4 separate regions of the Homo sapiens genome follow, and regions 1, 2 and 4 are each linked to region 3. The links are chromatin contacts, found by Hi-C or POLR2A ChIA-PET in ENCODE. All regions are on one chromosome and are shown on one strand. Each heading gives the region's core, a stretch centred on a gene start or an enhancer-like site at or near the end of the contact. The rest is flanking DNA. Distances are from core to core; before and after follow the strand shown. Region 1 overlaps CLEC17A (C-type lectin domain containing 17A). Region 2 holds the start of DDX39A (DExD-box helicase 39A). Region 3 holds the start of TPM4 (tropomyosin 4). Region 4 holds the start of DDA1 (DET1 and DDB1 associated 1).

What was found. Hi-C counts contacts between places; a loop is a spot of excess contacts on that map. ChIA-PET counts read pairs that join two places held with the same protein, here RNA polymerase II (POLR2A). Pooled maps may share reads with other maps.
Region 1: a pooled map shows a loop between it and region 3 (5-fold over the local background). The contact joins the enhancer-like site here to the promoter of TPM4 in region 3. A Hi-C loop is called at or near these places in 1 of 37 single-sample maps with no recorded cell type and 2 of 50 pooled maps. POLR2A ChIA-PET finds 5 or more read pairs at or near these places in 2 of 52 experiments (GM12878 and IMR-90).
Region 2: a pooled map shows a loop between it and region 3 (13-fold over the local background). The contact joins the promoter of DDX39A here to the promoter of TPM4 in region 3. A Hi-C loop is called at or near these places in 8 of 50 pooled maps. POLR2A ChIA-PET finds 5 or more read pairs at or near these places in 2 of 52 experiments (PC-9 and naive thymus-derived CD8-positive, alpha-beta T cell).
Region 4: a pooled map shows a loop between it and region 3 (14-fold over the local background). The contact joins the promoter of DDA1 here to the promoter of TPM4 in region 3. A Hi-C loop is called at or near these places in 10 of 50 pooled maps. POLR2A ChIA-PET finds 5 or more read pairs at or near these places in 3 of 52 experiments (activated B cell, activated T-cell and naive thymus-derived CD8-positive, alpha-beta T cell).

Annotation. Positions count from the first base shown.
Region 1 is chr19:14,603,702-14,606,894 of GRCh38, forward strand. All of the region lies in intron 12 of CLEC17A (C-type lectin domain containing 17A), which reads left to right. It also overlaps a transcript of ADGRE3 not described here. Among named protein-coding and RNA genes, the nearest start is that of SNORA104, 17 kb to the right of the region's middle. RefSeq lists an enhancer at 184-433. Within about 2 kb of position 1,256, at least 3 of the 41 ENCODE cell types and tissues checked have a DNase peak (open chromatin) inside an H3K27ac peak, as active enhancers do; they include GM12878, where a contact is called at or near this core.
Region 2 is chr19:14,417,472-14,420,590 of GRCh38, forward strand. It overlaps DDX39A (DExD-box helicase 39A), which reads right to left and starts at 1,870. Exons shown (of 11, transcript NM_005804.4): 1 at 1,799-1,870. RefSeq lists enhancers at 450-499, 870-929, 1,340-1,479 and a silencer at 1,600-1,699.
Region 3 is chr19:16,075,032-16,078,386 of GRCh38, forward strand. TPM4 (tropomyosin 4) reads left to right here and starts at 1,464. Exons shown (of 8, transcript NM_003290.3): 1 at 1,464-1,666. The coding sequence starts at 1,535. RefSeq lists enhancers at 348-1,077, 1,078-1,805, 1,806-2,535 and a silencer at 1,114-2,023.
Region 4 is chr19:17,308,105-17,311,138 of GRCh38, forward strand. DDA1 (DET1 and DDB1 associated 1) reads left to right here and starts at 1,459. Exons shown (of 5, transcript NM_024050.6): 1 at 1,459-1,553. The coding sequence starts at 1,551. RefSeq lists enhancers at 762-1,323, 1,045-1,234, 1,324-1,887 and a silencer at 1,675-1,774.

The DNA of each region.
Region 1 (3,193 bases), core at 6-2,505, 1.5 Mb before region 3:
GTGATCTGCTCCCCTTGACCTCCCGAAGTGCCGGGATTACAGGAGTGAGCCACCGTGCCCTAACCCATAGCTCACTTCTTAATTCATTAATTCAACCAACATTTCCTGAGCACCTACTATGTGCTGGAGACTATTCTACATATTGGGGATCCAGTGATGACCAAGACATATGAGTTCCCTCTTCTTAAACTGCTCTGATTTTGGTGCCTAGAAATAGCAAGGACTCTCTAAATGTTAAAGAGTCTTCTGGTTTTCTGGGGCTCAGACTTTGGGCCATCTAGGCTGCCCCTGAGGCATCCCACTCTTCCATCAGCAAAGCCTTTTGGGCCTGGAGGTCTTTTCCTGCTGTTCTTGGGCACAAGAGATCTTTCTGCTCCTCCTATCCCATTCTGGGGTCTAAGACACTGTGAGGCCTTCTAAGCCTCCATCTAGTCTGATGGGACAGGAAGACCTTTCCGCTCTCTGATTTTCTGACACCTCCCTGGGGCTTTACCCAGGAAATAGTCCCCAGGTCCCTTCTGCTTTTTAGAGTCTCCAAACCCATCTGGGGTTTTTACCATCACCTGAAAAGCTCACCGGAAATGAGATACCAGATTCTTCTCTCTGGGGCCTGCCATGTCTACACATTTATTATTTCCTTCCCATGGTGACTTTACCTCCCCACATTTTTTTTTCCATCAAAGCAGAAATTTTATTACCCACATTCTTTGACCACAATGCTATAACGACAGAAATATTTTCTTTTACAAAAATTTCAATCACCTTAAGAATGTTTAAAGTCGGCCGGCTGCAGTGGCTCGACTGTAATCCCAGCACTTTGCGAGGCCGAGGTGGGCAGATCACCTGAGGTCAGGAGTTTGAGACCAGCCTGGCCAACATGGTGAAACCCTGTTTCTACTAAAAATACAAAAATGAGCTGGGCATGGTGGCGCGTGGCTGTAATCCCAGCTACTCAGGAGGCTGAGGCAGGAAAATCGCTTGAACCTGCGAGGCGGAGGGTGCAGTGAGCTGGGATCACACCACTGCATTCCAGTCTGGGAGACAAAGCAAGACTCTGACTCAAAAAAAAAATTTTTTTTTTAAAGTCACCAGATAACTTTGGATTAAAGAAGAAATCAAAACTGCAAATAAATAAAAGCAAACATCAATTGGCATTGCCTATAGTAGAACACATGAAATAGATTATAGTAAAAAATTCTTAAAACACAAAGAATTCCAGGATGTGGAAAGCTGGGGCGAGTGTTACTCACACCCAAACAGCAACAATAGCCAGAATAACTACAAAATCATAACTTTTTCTAAACTCATTAGCTAACTGAGATCACCTGGCAGTCAAAAAGTCTAAAATGGGCTGGGCATGGTGGCTCACGCCTGTAATCCCAGCACTTTGACCTCCCCACATTTTTTTTTTTGAGACGGGATTTCGCTTTTTGTTGCCCAGGCTGGAGTGCACTGTCGCGATCTCAGCTCACTGCAACCTCCACCTCCTGGTTTCAAGCAATTCTCCTCTCTCAGCCTCCCGAGTAGCTGGGAATACAGGCATGACACCACGCCTGGCTAATTTTTGTATTTTTAGTAGAGATGGGGTTTTGCCACGTTGGCCAAGCTGGTCTCGAACTCCTGACCTCAGGTGATCCACCTGTGTTGGCCTCCCAAAGTGCTGGGATTACAGGCATGAGCCACCGCGCCCGGCCACCTCCCCACATTTTAAGGAATCTTGGTTTGGTGGTAAGTTGGGTGAGTTAGATGTGATTTGCATATAGTAAAATGCACAGATCTTTGATGTATGTTCAGTGAACTTTGACAAATGCGTACACCTGTGTAACTGTCAAACTAACCAATATTTATAATCTTTCCACCACCCTAGAAAGTTTTTTCATATCCTTTTTCTAGTTAATCCCTCCCTGCCCCCTACTTGCAACCACCAGTCTAATTTCTTTCACCATCAATTTGTTTGGAGAGGAGTTGCTTCTAACTATATTTTCTTCCCTATCTTTTATCTCTGTCATAAGTCCTTTCTTTTCTTCCAAAGACCTGGGATTTTGACTTTTTTCCGGGACAGAGGCTTGCTCTGCTGCCCAGGCTGGAGTGCAGTGGTGCATTCATAGCTCACTGCAGCCTTGAACTCCTGGGCTTAAGGGATCCTCCCACCTCAGCCTCCTGAGTAGCTGGGACTATAGACACGCACCACCACGTCTGGCTAATTTTTAAAAATTTTTGTAGATATGGGGTCTCAGTATGTTGCCCAGACTAATCTCGAACTCCTAGTCTCAAGCGATCCTCCCTCCTTGGCTAAAGTGGTGGGATTACAGATATGAGGCAGCGTGTCAAAAGCCTGGGCTTTTGAAATACCAAAGCTAGGAAACCTACTTTTCATCTTCCTTCCTTCTTTTCCTGGAACAATGAATTCTTATGTTGTTTGGATGCAGATTAAGGCTACCGAGTAGCACAAAAGTGCAAGAGAAACCAAAAAAAATCAGTTACTATTGCTAAAAATGTCACTTAAATGTTATAATGCTACCTACTAAGACGTCCACAGTATGAGGCTCTGCACAGTGGCTCATGCCTGTAATCCTAGATCTTTGGGAGACTTACAGTGACCTTTGGGACATGCAGTGAGCCATGATCACACCACTGCACTCCAGTCTGGTTGACAGAGTGAGACCCTGTCTCAAAAAAAAAAAAAAAAAAATTAGGCTGGATGTGGTAGCTCATGCCTGTAATTCCAGCACTTTGGGAGGCTGAGGCAGGTGAATCAACTGAGGTCAGAAGTTTGAGATCAGGCTGGTCAACATGGCGAAAGCCCGTTTCTACTAAAAAATACAAAAATTAGCCGGGCGTGGTGGCGGGTAGCTATAATCCCAGCTACTCGGGAGGTTGAGGCGGGAGAATCGCTTGAACCCAGGAGGTGGAAGCTGCAGTGAGCTGAGATCGCACCACAGCACTCCAGCCTGGGTGACAGAGCGAGACTCCCTCTCAAAAAAAAAAAAAAAAAAGTTAATCCTCACAACACTACCAGGAGGTAGCTACTGTGAACCCATTTTACAGGTGAGGAAACTGAGGCACGGAGCAGTTCGCAGATTGCATGAGAAAAAGTAGCACGATTATTCCCACCACACATGCTACAGTGGGAGGAAGACATTGATCCTGTTCTGCATACCATGGGGACGGGGACGGGTTGTGGGAGGTGACG
Region 2 (3,119 bases), core at 620-3,119, 1.7 Mb before region 3:
AAAAAGTAGCCGGGTGGGTGGGGGGAGGGGGGAGGGACAGCATTAGGAGATATACCTAATGCAAATGACGAGTTAACGGGTCCAGCACACCAACATGGCACATGTATACATATGTAACAAACCTGCACGTTGTGCACATGTACCCTAAAACTTAAAAAAACTTAAAAAACACATAGCCCAAGGGGCACCTTCTATGTAGCAAAGGCTAAAAAATAAATAAGTAGAAATTAAAAAAAGAAAAAAATTAGCCCGGTGTGGTGGCATGGGCCTGTAGTCCCAGCTACTTGGGAGGCTGTGCCGGGAGGATCGCTTGAGCCAGGAGGTCGAGGCTGCCAGTGATGGCGCCATGGCATTCCAGCCTGGGTGACAGAGGGAGACCCTTTCTCAAGAAAAATAAATTTAAAAAAAGAAATTGGGGCCCAGCGTGGTGGCTCATGCCTGTAATCCCAGCACTTTGGGAGGCGAAGCGGGCGGATCACTTGAAGTCGGGAATTAGAGACAAGCCTGGGCAACATGGTGAAACCCCGTCTCTACTACAAATACAAAAATTAGCCGGATGTGCTTGCTTGAACCCGGAAGACGGAGGCTGCAGTGAGCCGAGATAGTGTCACTGCACTCCAGCCTGGGCGACAGAGCAAGGCTCTGTCTCAAAAAAAAAAAAAAAAAAAAAAAAAGAGAGAGAGAGATAAATAAATTGGGGTGAACCGAATCTGCTAAGATAAAATTTTCGAGAAACCGGGCTGGACAGGATCTAAAGCTCAAAACTGATTAGATCAGGAAAGGATCCGGCGGGGTTTTCCCCGCCCAAAGTGGGTGGCCATGACCGCTAAGGCGCCAGGAGCGCATGAACTTGAAAGGTGACAGCGGGGAACTCACAACCCAGACACGCCACGTGTACCCAGTTACCCTCAAGTGTCCCCAGGCAGGCTTTCCACCCCGGAGTTTATTCCCACCTGGGGACTCCTATTTCCAAAAGAAAATCTTTTTTTCATTCTGTTTTTTTTGAGGCAGAATCTCGCTCTGTCACCCAGGCTGGAGTGCAGTGTCGCGATCTCGGCTCACTGTAACCTCCACCTCCCGGGTTCAAGCGATTCTCGTGCCTCAGCCTCCCGAGTAGCTGGGACCACAGGCGCTCGCCACCACGCTCGGCTGATTTTTTTTTGTATTTTGAGTAGAGACGAGGTTTCACCATGTTGGCCAGGCTGGTCTCGAACTCCTGACCTCAAGTGATCCGCCCTCCTTGGTCTCTCCCAAAGTACTGAGATTACAAGAGCCACCGCGCCCGGCCTTCCAAAATAAAGTCTTATTTGCTCTAAATCTCAGAATCCCGAATCCCGTAAAAAGTAGACCAAGAAGAAGGTAGACTGGGAAAGGGATCAAGTCCCTCGGACCCAAAGAAACCCCTGACAACTGAAAGCTCCAACTTCTCCCACCCAGGCCCCAGACCCCGGCGTCACCCCCTCGTCCCTCTCCAAATGGCCCCAGGCCGCCGCGGGGTCTATTCGGACGAACTGACAGACTCCAAGTGGGGCTCGGAGCGCCGTAGGCCATGACAGCCCCTCCGAGAAGCGGGCCCCGAGCCCCGAGCACCGCGCGCCAACGGCTGGCCCACCCCTAGCGCATGCGCCCCGGTGCCCAACGGCCAACACACAGCGCTCTGACACACCAACCGCCCCGCCCCCACCGTCTCGCGACCCTTTCTCCCCCTCCCCTTAGATCCCAACGTCTCCCCTCGTCCTCTCGCTCTCAGTTCAGACGTCCCCACACCGCGGCCCCGCGCCCGGGATCCGCTGCTCACCTGGCTCCCCGTTCTTCTCCGCGCGCTGCTAAGAGACACTTCCAACTTCGGTTTTCCGCCGGGCGCTCAGACACGAGTTGCTGCGCTTCCTGCCTCTTGCGTCGGGCTGCTGCTCTGCTGACTGGGCCGCTGCCTTTTCATTCAAGAGAGGCCGAAGCGGTGATTGGGTCCTGTGGAAGGGACCGGGAGATTATTGGCGGAGACGGGAAGAAAGAGGGCGTGCCTTACGCCTCGCGTTTATTGGTCAATCTAAAAGTAGGCGCGCCCCAGTGAGCCGACAGACTGGCTCCGACAGCGCGCGGTCTCGTGATCTGGGTGTGGTGCTCGGTGGGAGCCGCCATGTTTAGTACTGATAACTGAAGACCGGATGATTGCGTTTTGGCGTGTGCCCCACCTTTTCGAAGAGTGGCGTCTGCGCTGGGCGCTGAAACCAGAACTGTCCCAGTTGCTATCAATCTGCGGCCTGGGGGTCCTCCACAGTGTAGGCTCTGAAAAGAATAGGGAGCTTGGAATGACTCAAATGGACAGAACATTTTGCAGTATTTGGATTTCTATCGCTCCACGATAGTTTTGTCTCCTTGATTTTCACGTTAGTAGAAGCATGCAATAGGTTGTCTTTTGTGTCTGACTTTTGCTCAACAAAGCTGTTTTTTTGAGACGGAGTCTGGCTCTGTCACCTAGGCTGGAGTGCAGTGGCGCGATCTCTGCTCACCACAACCTCCGCCTCTCGGGTTCAAGCGATTCTCCTGCCTCAGCCTCCTGAGTAGCTGGGACTGCTGGCGCCCGCCACCACACCTGGCTAATTTTCATATTTTTAGTAGAGAGGGGTTTCGCCATGTTGGCCAGGCTGGTCTCGAACTCCTGGCCTCATGTGATCTGCCCATCTCCGCCTCCCAAAGTGCTGGGATTACATGAGCCACCCTGCCTGGCCGCAGCAAAGTGTTTTTGAGAGTTGTCCATGTTGTGGGGATATCAACAGCTCGTTATTTTTTACTGCTGAGTGGTATTTCATTGTGTGGCTATACTATAATGTAGCCAATATAGTTTCACTCACCTGTTCTTGGCCAATTGATTGTTTCCGGTCTTTGGCCACTGTTAATAGAGCTTGTACTGTAAGAGTATTTTGGGGAAGATAAATTTTCATTTCTTTTAAATACTTAGGAGTGGCATGGTGGCATGGTCACTAAGCTTTATTAGATCCTGGCAGATTTATTTTCCTATCATCCTTCCTCCCTCTTTCCCTCCACTTTCTTCTTTCTTTCTTCAGGGTGTCACTCTTGTTACCTATCATGCCCAGCTAATTTTTAAAAATTTGGTAAAG
Region 3 (3,355 bases), core at 214-2,713:
CAGTGAGCTGAGATCGTGCCACTGCACTCCAGCCTTGGTGACAGAGCGAGACTCTCAAAAAAAAAAGTCAGATCCAGGCATGAGCTGGATATGATCACCCTAATCCAGAGTTGGGGGCCCAGGGAGGGAGTTTCAGCCTGGAGGTGACAGAAAAGTCTTCTTGAGCCAACTCTAGACCGGTGTGGTGGGGGGTGACAAAGAGAGGTGATGGGGTCTGTGGTTTGTAATCCATAGGCCTGAGCTTCTCAAACTAGGAGTGATGGGAGGATAGGACTCTTGGGATAAACAGAGGACTGAAAATTTAGGGAAAGTAGGGGACATTTTTATTAAAATGAACATGGCCTATATGCAAAAATTTTAAAGATTTAACCCGAGCCTTCAAAGAAAGTGATCCTGTAGGGGCGAGTCTCTTCTAGCCAAGCTCCCCAAAGCCCAGAAATGAGGGACTAGGTCTGAGCCCTTCAGCCCTTCAGAGTATTTTGGTAAGACAGTCTAAGAACCACTGCCTTGGGCCATAGGGAGCCATAGCAGGTTCTAGGCAGAAAGAGGGCAGGCGTATTTGTTAGAAAGTTTCTCTGACCCCGTGTTGGGGTCAGAACCAGAGGGAGAAAGGCTGGGGACAGGGATGGGCGGAGGGATCCACGCGCAGAGAATGAGATTGCTTAACTCCAGATCATGGTGAGGCTGCACCTCTGAAACTGGAATGTGTGTATTTCTGGAAAACATTTGGAGTCTTCAGTTTCCCAAAAGCTGCCATTGATCTCCCTAGAGTACTGGGGACCCCAATAAGCCCAAAACAGCTGGTCCTCAGGACGAGGGAAAGATGTGAAAATCCCACTATCAGGTAGCATGGATGGCGTGGTGCATGCTATCGCAACCCCTGTTCTACAGATAAGGAAACTGATGCCCAGAGAGAGACGGAGGACTCTTGTGAATATTGGGGGGGACCGCCCCTGCACCTCGGGGACGTGACCCCCCCCCCAGGCTGACCCGTTCCTCGCTCTGTCGTCCCCAGGTGGAGGAGGAGCTGACGCACCTCCAGAAGAAACTAAAAGGGACAGAGGACGAGCTGGATAAATATTCCGAGGACCTGAAGGACGCGCAGGAGAAGCTGGAGCTCACGGAGAAGAAGGCCTCCGACGTACGTGTGCAGGGATGCGGGAGCCCGCGGCGGGGCCAGGCCGGAGCCCCGGGGCCGGGAAGGCGGGGAGAGCCGCAGGGGGAGGAGGAAGAGGAGGAGGAGAAGGCGGCGCCTCCCAGCGCTTTCTCCAAATAAGTCCCGAAAAGGGGCACTTTCCAGCAGCTGTGGCCAGCGGTGCCGACGTCAGGCCCTCCCCCAGCGGTGCTGACGTCGGCGGTCCGGCCGGGTGACCTCATCGCCCCGACGGCAGCCGGCCCGGGGGGCGGGGAGAGGCGGGGGCGGCCCCCGCGCAGGCAAAGGCTTGGGGGGCCGGGGCGCGGCTGTGCAGCTCTCGCCGGAGCCGAGCCCAGCCGAGCGTCCGCCGCTGCCCGTGCGCCTCTGCGCCTCCGCGCCATGGCCGGCCTCAACTCCCTGGAGGCGGTGAAACGCAAGATCCAGGCCCTGCAGCAGCAGGCGGACGAGGCGGAAGACCGCGCGCAGGGCCTGCAGCGGGAGCTGGACGGCGAGCGCGAGCGGCGCGAGAAAGTGAGCGCCCCGGCCTCGGGCCCCGCACCCGCAGCCTCCTCCCCCGCGCGCCCTCCTTTCTTCCCGGCTTCCCGCGCTGCCCGCCCGCGCGCAGTCCTCGGGCCGCCTTTTTACGCCCTCGGACGCCGATCGCCGACCCACATCCCTGCGCCCGCAGCCAGGACCCCCTACTTCCTCCGCCGTCCTCCTTCCTGGGCCTGGGACAGGGGAGGGGGCGCCGCCTCCGGGTCGGGCGGGGCCGGCCAAGCGGGAAATGGGGGGATGGGGCGGAGGGGGTGAGCGATCTCCGGGTGGAGAAGTGGAGCGGCGGGAGGGGGCGTATCGTGCAGGCTCCGACTCCGGGGCTGGCGCCGGGGTCCCGGGCCGAGGGGAACCCGCGACCGGACTTGTGGGGGAGAATGAGGATGAAAACGTGGAGCTTCCATTGTCTAGGGTTTGACCGGCCGACAGGGATTTCGACGGGGGACCGGGGATCTGGGGAGGGGGTCGCACTTTCTCGCCTCTTTCGCGGCTTCCCGGCTTCTGCTTGCTTCCCTGACCGTTCCCAGGGGCGCGGCGGCGACGTGTCTGCTCCAGGCGGCGGGGGGGATGGGGGGTGGAGGAAGTTCAGCCCCAAGCCGCCCGCCTTTCTCCAGCTGATTCCTGCGGGAACCGGGGCGGCGGGACCCTGCCTCTCTCCAGAAGGCCCCGGGAACGCTGGCGCGGGGCCCTGAACCCACGATCGTTTGAGCGCCTGCTGTGCGCCTCCGCCGCGAGTCGCAGGGCCCGAGATAAACAATGGGTCTGAAAAAGGAGGGAGTTTCACCATCCTCTCTGCATCATCCTCCTGGCTGTCCCTCGGGACAGATGGTGGCACCGCCAGGGTCTGGGGACAGATTTGGATTCTGGTCCCATATCATGCCACCCACAGGCTTCATGACTTGGTATTTGCTCTCTAGGAGCTTTTTTCCCATCTGCGAGTAGGACTGATAAGAATCCCGACCCCCCAGAGTAGCAGGGAGGGTCCCAGGAGTAAATCTCAGGCGTGGAGCCTGGCGCTTTGTAAATAATCAATTGTGTTGTTGTTTTTTGTTGTTTTGTTTTTGAGGCAGTCTCACTCTGTCGCCCAGGCTGGAGTGCAGTGGTGCGATCTCGGCTCGCTGCAACCTCCACCCCCCGAGTTCAAGAGATTCTCCTGCTTCAGCCTCCCGAGTAGCTGGGATTACAGGTGCCCGCCACCACGCCCAGCTAATTTTTTTTTTTTTATTTTGGATTTTTAGTAGAGACAGTGTCTCACCATGCTGGCCAGGCTGGTCTCGAACTCCTGACCTCGTGATCTGCCCACCTTGGCCTCCCAAAGTTCTGGGATTACAAGCGTGAGCCACGGCGCCCAGCCTCAATTGTGTTTTCTCTGCCCTGGGAAGAGCTCATAGACAAATGGAGGCAGGGGAGCTGACTCACTGATGGAGCGAGGTCTGCATTCCACGGGTTTTCTGTGCAGTTATGGGAGCATGACAGGGGAGGCTCCAAAATGGAGGTTGAGCTGGGTCTTATAGAATAAATAAGTTTGCTGGGACCAGAGACATGGGTGTGCACAGACTCAGAGGCAAGAAAGTTGTATGATGAGGGTGGGGGGGTGTGCGGATAGAGGTTGAAGCCCAAAAGCCCTGAAAGTTCAGTGTTGAGGCTCAGGGTGGGGACCCTAGAGAG
Region 4 (3,034 bases), core at 209-2,708, 1.2 Mb after region 3:
AGACCGCAGGTGCCCATAAATGGGGCCAAGGAGGTGGGATTGAATACTAGGGAGTTACGGGAGGTGGTTGAGCAAGACGGTGTCGAGGAGGAGCTAGGGAGTGTTATGGTTCTTATCTTCTAGGGCTGCTTTAAAAACGTAATAAACACAAGAAGATGCCGGCACGATGGCTCCCAGAACTTTGGGAAGCCAAGTCTGGAGGATTGCTTGAGGCCAGAAGTTCGAGACCAGCTTGGGAAACATAGCAAGACCCCTGTGTCTTTTTTTTTTTTTTCTTTTGAGAGGGAGTTTAGCTCTTGTTGCCCAGACTGGACTGTAGTGGCTTAATCTCGGCTGACTGACACCTCCGCCTTCTGGTTTTAAGCGATTCTCCTGCCTCAGCCTCTTGAGTAGCTGGGATGACAGGCGCCCGCCACCACGCCCGGCTAATTTTTGTATTTTAGTAGAGATGGGGTTTCACCATGTTGGCCAGGCTGGTCTCAAACTCCTGACCTCGTGATCCGCCCGCCTCGGCTTCCCAAAGTGCTGGGATTGCTGGGATTACAGGCGTGAGCCACCGTGCCCCGCCTTTTTTTTTTTGAGACAGAGTCTCCCTCTGTCCGCCAGGCTGGAGTGCAGTGGCGCGATCTCAGCTCACTGCAAGATCCGCCTCACTCACGGTTCACGCCGTTGTCCTGCTTCGGCCTCCGGAGTAGCTGGGACTACAGGCGTCCGCCACCACGCCCGGCTAATTTTTTGTATTTTTAGTAGAGACGTGGTTTCACCGTGTTAGCCAGGACGGTCTCGATCTCCTGACCTCGTGATCCACCCGCGTCGGCCTCCCAAAGTGCTGGGATTACAGGCGTGAGCCACTGCGCCCGGCTGGCTTTTTTTTTTTTTTTTTGAGACTGATTTTCGCTCTTGTTGCCCAGGCTGGAGTGCAATGGCACGATCTTGGCTCACTGCAACCTCCGCCTCCCGGGTTCAAGTGATTCTCCTGCCTCAGCCTCCCTACTAGCTGGAATTACAGGCGCAGAGATGGGGTTTCACCATGCTGGCCAGGCTGGTCTCGAACTGCTGACCTCAGGCGATCTACCCGCCTCGGCCTCCCAAAGTGCTAAGATTACAGGAGTGAGCCACCGCACCCGGCCGAACCTCGCATCTTAAAAACACACAGACACACAAAAGCTCTAGAGAGCCTCGCGGAGCTGTAAACTACAGCTCCCAAGAGACTTCGCGGCCGAGGCCTCCGCCCACTTCCGGATCTCACTTTCATTGCTTCCAAGTACCGGGAGGTGCTTTGCTTCTTCAACCGAACTTGACCACAATGGGAGGAGGCGTGGCAACCAATGGGCGCATGAGTTAGCTGGATGCGGCCAATGGAAGCGTGCAAAGCGCTCCTATGTGGGGGCGGGGCTAGACTGCACACCAATGACAGGGAGGTGGTGGCGCCATCAGTGTGGGCTGTGCCGTGGCTGGAAGTTACTGTGAGGCGGCGGCTAAGAAGGCGGCTCTGGTGGCGGCGGTGGAGGCTGAGGCGGCGGCCGAGGCGGCGACGGAGGAAACAGAAGATGGTGAGGATGGCCTCCAGGCCCCCACTCCCCCTCTGCTAGACAAAATGGCGCTGTGGTCCCACCCACCTCTAGTATCCCCCTAGGCCCCTCTCCGTTCTGCCCGGTCCCCTCAGGTCCGGCCCGCCCCTCCCACTCACCTGTGACCTTCGACCCCCGGACCCTACCGAGAGCTTCCTGCTGATCCCACTGCCACTCCTTCTCCGACCCCTGACCCCATCCAGGATACCAAGCCCTGACAACTCATTCATTTCCGGGTTGCGGCTCCCCCCGGAAATCGTCTGGGGTGGGGATGGGGTCCCGTAAGACCCCCTGGTCTGGCCTCGTTCTCAGCACGCCGGACCTGGATCTCTTCAGTTCAGGAGAATTTGGGAGGCCGGCCTGGGCCCCGGGGCGGGGGAGGGGGCTTGGCACCGCGATATGCAGGGCTTTGTCGCCAAAGGAAGTGCGACATCGCCGATTGTCCCGGTTCCCCGGGCCCTGACCCCACCTCCACCATTCTGGGCCCTTACCCGCCTCTAAGAATGAAAAACTTTTATCTCCGATCCGCATGGATTGTCCCTGTGAAATGAGGGTAGCAGTAGTCTGAACCTCTTAGGGTGGTGACAATTTAGGTAACTGACGTCGTAAAGGACTCAGGATAGTGAATGCTCAACAGATGAGCTGGGTGACTCGAGGCCAGTGACGTTCTCTTCTAGCTGTCCCCTCATTATGAAGTGTGGATCGTCCCCACCTGGCTGTTGGAAGGTTGAAATTCCTTCAGGGTTCCTCAGTCATCCTGGAATTTGGGTCTGGTGGTTCTTCGGGGTTCAGTCTCCCCACCTGAAAAGTGGGATGGTGACCCACCCTCAGAGTGGAACTAAAGCCTCTCCACAACCCCCATTAGTTGGCATCCTGAGGGCTGGGAAGGGTGATGGGAAGCTTGGTCAAGATACCTCAAGTCTCCTTTGTCCCCTGACCCAGAGTCCCAGCCCACAATCCACAGTCCTTGGGATGTGGTGGGGATGAAAGGAAGACTCCCTTTCAGGAAGGAAATGGGAAGGTGGGTTCCTAGTGTGCGGGTCCCCAAGCCTGGGAGTTGTCCTTGATACCTTGGTACAGTCTCATCCCTACAGCCAATCATAAGTGGATTAGATTGTCTCTGCCTTCTGAACACACCTGAATTCATCCATGGCTTCATGCCCTGTTGCAGGTACTGCCACTTCCCACCTGCATACCTGTCCCAGCTTCTTCCCTGGTCTCCTAGCCTTGCTCTCACCCCTTTGGCAGTTCATAATTCACCTGAACCAGAAGGAACTTTTTTTTTGGAGTCAGGGTCTCACTCTGGCGCCCAGACTGGAGGCTCAAGAGATCCCCACACCAGGCTCATTTTTGTACTTTTTGGAGAGATGGGGATTCCCTATGTTGCCCAGGCTGGTCTCAAACTCCTGGGCTCAAGTGATCCTGCCTCAGCCTCCCAAAGTGCTGGTATTACAGGTGTGAGG